2 separate regions of the Homo sapiens genome follow, and region 2 is linked to region 1. A link is a contact called in ENCODE Hi-C or POLR2A ChIA-PET data. All regions are on one chromosome and are shown on one strand. The core of a region is the stretch at or near the end of the contact, and the rest is flanking DNA. Distances in the headings are between cores, read along the strand shown.

Region 1 (3,441 bases), core at 724-3,223:
TAAGGCCGCCAGGACCTTGTACCTCGACTGTCCTGTCTCCCTTCCCCTCCGTCCCTCTGGGGCCCGAGTTCTTCCCGCGCCACCCGTGACCTTGGGGGCTCGAACTCCTGCTCCGCGTTTCCGAACGGCCTACTCAAAACACTTTGGCAAAGGCGCCCCGAACTTTACCGGGGAGCCAAGGACAAAAGCGTTGAAGATGTGCTTTTTAAGATATATGTACTGTGGATGACTGATTTAGATTCCGGAAGGGAGACTCATAGCCCCCCTATCCTGGTCAGCGCCTTCCCCACACCCCCAACAGCCCCCTTACATCTGCATCCAACCACCGAATATTGGGAGATGCGATGGAATTTCGAAAACAGTGCTCTCCTATTTCTGCCCTCTAGAAAGCCCCAAAGTGCTAATCACTGCCGGGATATAGCAGATTCTGGCCCTAGTCTATTTCGGGTCCTGTATGTTTTTGCATCGTACAGTAAAAAAGAACCTGGTACTTGTGAAAAGTCCCTCACAGTGTTTAATAGAAACGTAAGTGGCTGAGTGGCCCCAATTAACACCTTATGATAAGGCATTCCTAAGATGGAGTGTCAGACACCAAATTGTGAAGAGATGTATCTAATTAATCCTCCTAGGATGACACCGATAAACAAGCCTCTATTTAAATAAAGATCAAGGGCTCGGCGCCCGGTTTGTTTACATTCTCCGCCAGGGTCTCCTAGTATGCACCGGTGCAGGCGGTGTTCCCTGCCCAGGGAGGAGATACTGGCTCGGGGGTCTGCTGGCTCGTCCTGGTTCACATCTCCGTTCTTGCCCCAAATAAACAAAAAACCACAATAAAATCAATAAATTGCAATGAAACAGGAAAAAGCAGTGCAAAGAGGACCTGACTCGGAGTTGGAAATACTGTTATTTGCCGTTTTCCACTGGTGTTCTTTCCATCACCAAACACTTTTTGGTTGTTGGTTTGCGAGGGAAAAAAGGAAGAAGGGGGGAAAGCAGCCCACATGTAGCCTCTAGAATTCTTTTCTGCTCTGGAGAGAATTCGGAGCAGGACCTTCCTCCGGTCCCCACCCCGCCCCGGCACGAGTTCGCTCTGGGTGGTTCCAGAATTCCTCCTCCTGGGTGTAGAAGCTGGGAATTGTCGGGATGTAGAGTAGCTATCCTGGGGGTGGAGTGGGGAGCCGCAGACGTCTGGAAGGGAAACTGGGAAAGGTGGGAAGAGTCAGAAAGAACTTGAGGAGGAGGGGAAGCAGCAGATTAGCGCGCCATATTTTCAGCCCATGTTTGGGCCGGATTTGGAGCCGGTTTCAAGTCTGCAGCAACGTATCTTCCAAACCTTCAATGGAGAGTTTCGAGGCTCCAAATCTGTTTTTGGTCCCGGTTTCCCTTTTTACAGCCGTCTTTGATTCGCTTTAAACCTAGGTGAAAGCAGACTCACGGTCTTCCCTCTCCTCTGCAGTCTCTTCTTTCCGAATTAAACCTGCGTAGGGGGAGGAATGTAATTTTTTAAATCTCTGCGGGTGTCATGGAAACGCTCTGGAATAAAAACTTCCCCGCATTCCCTTTGATTTTTATGGACATTCAGCTAACAGTAGGAACAAAAATTAAGATCTTTCCTTTCCCATTCGCCTGGACACTTATCTTTCCGGCTCGCGCCGCCGTGTCCTCTACCCGGCTACACAGCGACTCCAAAAGTTTAGCTTTCACCCCGCGGAGATTTCGACAGCTCTGGGAGGCTCTTTTTAAAAGGGAATTTGGAGAAATCTGTTGCTGAGCACGATTGAGTCCCACTCTATAAAATACCCATCACCCCGCCGTCATTCCTCAAGTTTACGCTTTCAAATATGCGAACCCCAAGGTCCAGCCCGGGAGTAAGCCAATCCCAGGACCCGGTCCACCGGCGCGTGTCTTGAAAAGAATGTCGGAGGTCAGATTCTCTCCTACCGCTTAGAGGCCTCGGCTCAGCGCACACATTTGGGGTTCGCAGGGCTTCCGCGCGCCGGAACCCGACCTGCGCTGGATTTTCTTCCGGGCGCAGGAGCTAAGCGATATCTTGGACAGTCTGAAGTTACAGGCACCTTTTTCTTCTCCCCCCTCTCCCCCAACAAGACGATGGGACTCCAGCCTTGCTGGTCATCGAATTTCTCCTTATTACGACTTAAATGAAAAGTAAAACACGAGACGTGGGCGAGTGCGCACACACACATCCACCCCCTTCTTCAACTCTGGGAGTCCTCTGTGTGTCGCCGAGGGCACGTATGGAGTTCGCCAAGGGAAGGATTCAGCTGCCCAAATGCTAACCAGGCCCTCAGCAATGGTCCCTAAAGTGCCCCCGCGTCACATGGATCTCTGACCGCCGCCGAAGCAATGCATTATTTCAGGCAGCATTCCCCTCCCACCAAATACACATTAAGAGACACGAGTTTAATTTTCCCCTGCCTCCTTGAAAAGCTCCGAACCCCTTCCTATAAGCCCTTGTGGGGACAGCAGGGCTTGCACAATGACTTTTGTAACTTTAAGTTCTACCCAGGTTTCCCCACACAGTTGGAGTGGAGGAGGACCCCACGCCTCACCCTTGGCCTCCAGGTCCCGCAGCAGAGTTTCCGCGCGGGTCTGCAGGCTCCTCTCTCTTCTGGGCCGCGGGCAGCCTTCGCCATCTGGTGGCCATGGAGAGTAAGGATCTCCCCAGCCGAAGAGAGCTCCTCCACTCTTAAAGCTGCTGCTTTGTCAGGTCCTGAACAGTTCCGTCAAAAAAAAAAAAAAAAAAAAAAAGAAAGAAAAAAAAGGACCCAGTGGCGCGATCTCACTGCAACCTCCGTCTCCCGGGTTCAAGTGATTCTCCTACCTCAGCCTCCCGAGTAGCTGGGACTACAGGCGTGCGCCACCACACCTGGCTGATTTTTGTATTTTTGGTAGAGGCTGGGTTTCACCATGTTGGCCAGGCTGGTCTCCAACTCCTGACCTCAGGTGATCCACCAGTCTCGGCTTCCCAAAGTGCTGGGATTACAGGTGTGAGCCGCTGAGCCCCACACTCCTACGCTTCTTTAAAAGTTTTTTAGTGTAGGGGAAGGAGCCTGGAATTTGGAGTTCTGTGACTTAAGTTCTAGTCCGCCGCCCCTTACAGCGGCATTGTCTTTAGCTTCACTGAACTTCATTTCCTCATCTGTGAAGTGGGGATTCCAACAGCACCTATCCCGGCAAAGAGTACTGAGAAGGAAGAAATGAGATTATAAATTTAACTGTTTTGTAAACTGTTGAGTAGTTCCGAATATTAGTAGGTATCACTAATTACTAATTTTATAACATGTATGATAGTAAACTTAGATGCATTAGCAAAGGAAAGTTTTTATTAATTCAGAAATAATTACAAATATTATGCAGTTTGAAAAAGTAGAGAGCAATGGACCCCCATGTGTCCACTACCAGCTACAATAACCATCAATC
Region 2 (3,425 bases), core at 233-2,732, 180 kb after region 1:
GTATATGCCCACAAGTAAATGGGTAGTTCAGGAAGTTCTTTTGTAATATCCACAAATAATTATCCTTAAAAACAAGTAACTGAGACATTAATGAAAAAATATTCTGCAAACACTGAAGCCTTTTATTTTAAAATGTCAAGGTCTCAGGAATACAACTCCAAGTTTATAATCTTTATTTTCCACTTAGTGGTGATATGCATTATAATTTTTTCTCCCCTAAATGAGAATGCTTTGAATCAAATAATACTTCTTCCTTCCGCTGTGTCTGTGCCAACAGTGGCAGCTGAGTTCATTTTCATTACCTCAGCATTGTTACCAAGAGTTTAAATAGGTTGACTAACATTTGGAACACCAGGACAGAGGCTCTGTTTTTCTGGGCTTTGTAAAATACCTAATATAGTGACAATATGTGGGCATACAGATATATTGTAATTATATACTAGAAATGACACAGAGTACCTAGACTCCTCTGGGTAGAAAAAAGCCAAGCTTTGATTTCCACACTCAAACCAGCTGAAAAGTCAGAGCTTTTTTTCATTTGTAATTCCTCACTTTCTGAAAGCAAACTGAAATGCCTGTGGCCAAATGCCTTCTCTGAGTCAAATCCAGGTTGAGTCCTCCATGAGCTCAAAACCTGCTCTGTGTGTGTGTGTGTGTGTGTGTGTGTGTGTGTGTGTGTGTGGTCATCTTGATTTCTTTCAACCATCTTAAATGGCTTGATTTATTGCCCAATGTCACTGAAATAAAAACTAGCCGTTAGGGTAGCCCAAATTGTCAAATCACTGGTTTTCAAGCTGCTGTTTTTTGGTTCCTGGTCCTGGCATGACACCGTGACTTTATAGAACATTCTCCATTGTAGAATTCTGGGTGGTCTTGAGGTCCTTTCCCAGTACTAAACGGTACCAGGCATAGCACCAATGGGAGGAACATCAGGAAGATGTCCTTTTTTTTTTTCTTTTTTTTTTTTCTGAGACAGAGTCTCACTCTGTCTCCCAGGCTGGAGTGCAATGGTGCTATCTCGGCTCACCGCAACCTCCACCTCCCAGGTTCAAGTGATTTTCCTGCCTCAGCCTCCTGAGTAGCTGGGATTACAGGCGTATGCCACTACACCTGGCTAATTTTTGTATTTTTAGTAGAGACGGGGTTTCACCATGTTGGTCAGGCTGGTCTCGAACTCCTGAACTTGTGATCTGCCTGCCTTGGCCTCCCAAAGTGCCGGGATTACAGGCGTGAGCCACCGCACCCGGCCGGAAGATGTCATTTCAAAGCCATGTTGTTCTTTCAGATTCTAGAGTTGATGGTTAACACTGGCAGTCCCTCCTGACTGCCCTCCCGACGCACACTCCCAGGCTAATGAGGAAAAGTCCTAGAGAGCAGCATCAGATGCTTGTTCATGTATAGAGTTTGGTCAACATCACCAGCCCCGGCCCTCCTCTAGCTGACAAACAGGCAGTTGTCTATTTTGGCTTTGACTAGACTCTACTTCCGTTTACCTCAGTCATATCCTTTTTAGATTTGTTTCTCTCCCTTCCCCCACCTTCCTCTTTCCCACTGTTATTTATAAACGTTATACACTTGTTTACAGAGAAAAGAACAAACTTTAAAATTAATTGTTGATACAATTGCCAAATGAATAATGTCCAGGTGTCCGCTTTTAAGCATCACAGGCATCTCTAGTCATCGCTTTTTAGTTGTTACCCTAGGATTGAGAAGACCAACAGCAGGAAAGGTGGTGACTCACACTCAGAACCCAAAAAACAAACACCCACTAATGACTCACACCCTGGAACCAGGGAGATTTTGAGACTTTCTTTTGCTGAAAAAATGCATATGCAAACAACATTCCCATCACCAGGAGGCCAAGCTGGCTCTTCCTGCACGGAATGGGGCTCTGCTGAGGTGGCTGCGAGTCAGGGATGTGTCACCGACCCAGGGATGGAGTTTACTGGGTTAGTAGATGGAGGGCAGCTAAAACTAGAATTTCTTCTTTGCTTTTTTCCAAATGCCTGCTGGAGAAAATCCGATGTATCCTGTGTGAGTCAGTTGTGAGTGTATCTGCTGGGATAAGGGCAAGTTAAGTCACCACTCTCCATCCCCTCTGCTTGTTTTAATTGTGATTTTAATTAGCACGCAGGTCATCTGAGCAGAGGTGTGGCCTTTCATCTGAATGTGGATTTTCTGTCTGTGTGGTCCTTGATTGGCTACTTGGATCTTATAATGATAAAAGAATTTTTAAAGTACCTTTTCTTTCCAAAGTTTAGGGCTTTACTGAACTTTAAATATAAACTTAGGGCCCTCTGTTTATATTTAGATAAAAAAAGAATTGTGAAGATAAAGGATCTTTTGTGGCAAAGTGCTTTGAAACCCTGAGATGAAAGGGAACCCGTAAAGAGAAATTAACCTCATTTATTTTTTAAGCAGCATTTTGCTGCGTGTGTGGACAAATGTAATTTGAGGCAGCTTGAATTAAGAGCCTTGTCTTCACTCCACTCATAACCCTCCCTGTCTCCAACTGAGTCGAAGCACCTCTTTTTTCTTTCACTTCTCTATTCCTCAAGCCAGAGCTTGTCTGGTAGGGAAGGCAAATTCAGGCTTGTAATCCATCCTCTCCCCCCAGGTCTGACTACTCCCTGGCTGGACTTCCGCAGGGGCACCCAGTCCCCTTTGTGGAAGATCCAAAGCTCAACACAGAAAGGGAAAAGCAAGATGTGTGGAGTGGGAGACTTGCTTGGCTTTGCTTCCATTACTTTTGAGAACTCTCATTACATTCCTGAATCCACTGATGCATAGGTGGCAAAGCATTCAAAAGCGCTTTGGGGCAAGACTACTATTTAACTGAGACACACTGGTACCACCACGCCTATTACTAAAATATTAAAATATTTATATTTTGATTTGTAAATAGCCATTGCCCATGCCTTCACCATTGTCAAATATTTTTAATTGTACCAATTGTTTGTAAGCTAGGAGAGGGTTTACCTTCTTAGTTTCACACAGTGTTTAGCCTATCTTGTATATACTAATATGCATATTATGCATAGTATTTGAAATGCATATACTAATTGGTTAGGGGAAGAGAATGCAAAATTCCAGCTGCGTTTTTAGGCTGTCAGGGTAGTGAGAGACCAGTTTGGAGTCTCCCTACAAACTGTATTTGAGTGCTTCTAAGACAGAATTTAGAACTCGAGTTCTCCCATTCATTCTCTTTGGGATTCTGAACCAAGGGAGGGCACACAAAAGGATCGGTGACTGGATAGGAAACAATACCCTTCTACTTAGGAAGCACCAGCTGAAGGCCTAATAACCTCTGGGAGTCTGTGCTGGAGGCAAGGCCCAGGCCTGGGGCTAAAGTTCTCTACTTTCCAATCCGGAGATTCTCAGAGACCCTGTTCCGGGTGCAGAGATACTGAGACACAGGGGGCCAA

The links. A loop is a pair of places that touch in the nucleus more often than their neighbours do. ChIA-PET counts read pairs that join two places held with the same protein, here RNA polymerase II (POLR2A). Pooled maps may share reads with other maps.
Region 2: a pooled map shows a loop between it and region 1 (5-fold over the local background). The contact joins the enhancer-like site here to the promoter of LINC02084 in region 1. A Hi-C loop is called at or near these places in 1 of 50 pooled maps. POLR2A ChIA-PET finds 5 or more read pairs at or near these places in 5 of 52 experiments (A549, A673, H1 and 2 more).

What each region holds. Positions count from the first base shown.
Region 1 is chr3:27,711,451-27,714,891 of GRCh38, reverse strand. LINC02084 (long intergenic non-protein coding RNA 2084) reads right to left here and starts at 1,973. Exons shown (of 2, transcript XR_007095851.1): 1 at 1,850-1,973; 2 at 492-1,735. It also overlaps the pseudogene KIAA1143P2. RefSeq lists enhancers at 1-803, 1,475-2,160.
Region 2 is chr3:27,532,493-27,535,917 of GRCh38, reverse strand. No RefSeq gene overlaps it. Among named protein-coding and RNA genes, the nearest start is that of SLC4A7, 50 kb to the right of the region's middle. RefSeq lists a silencer at 1,766-2,060 and enhancers at 1,428-2,371, 2,372-3,314. Within about 2 kb of position 1,482, at least 26 of the 41 ENCODE cell types and tissues checked have a DNase peak (open chromatin) inside an H3K27ac peak, as active enhancers do.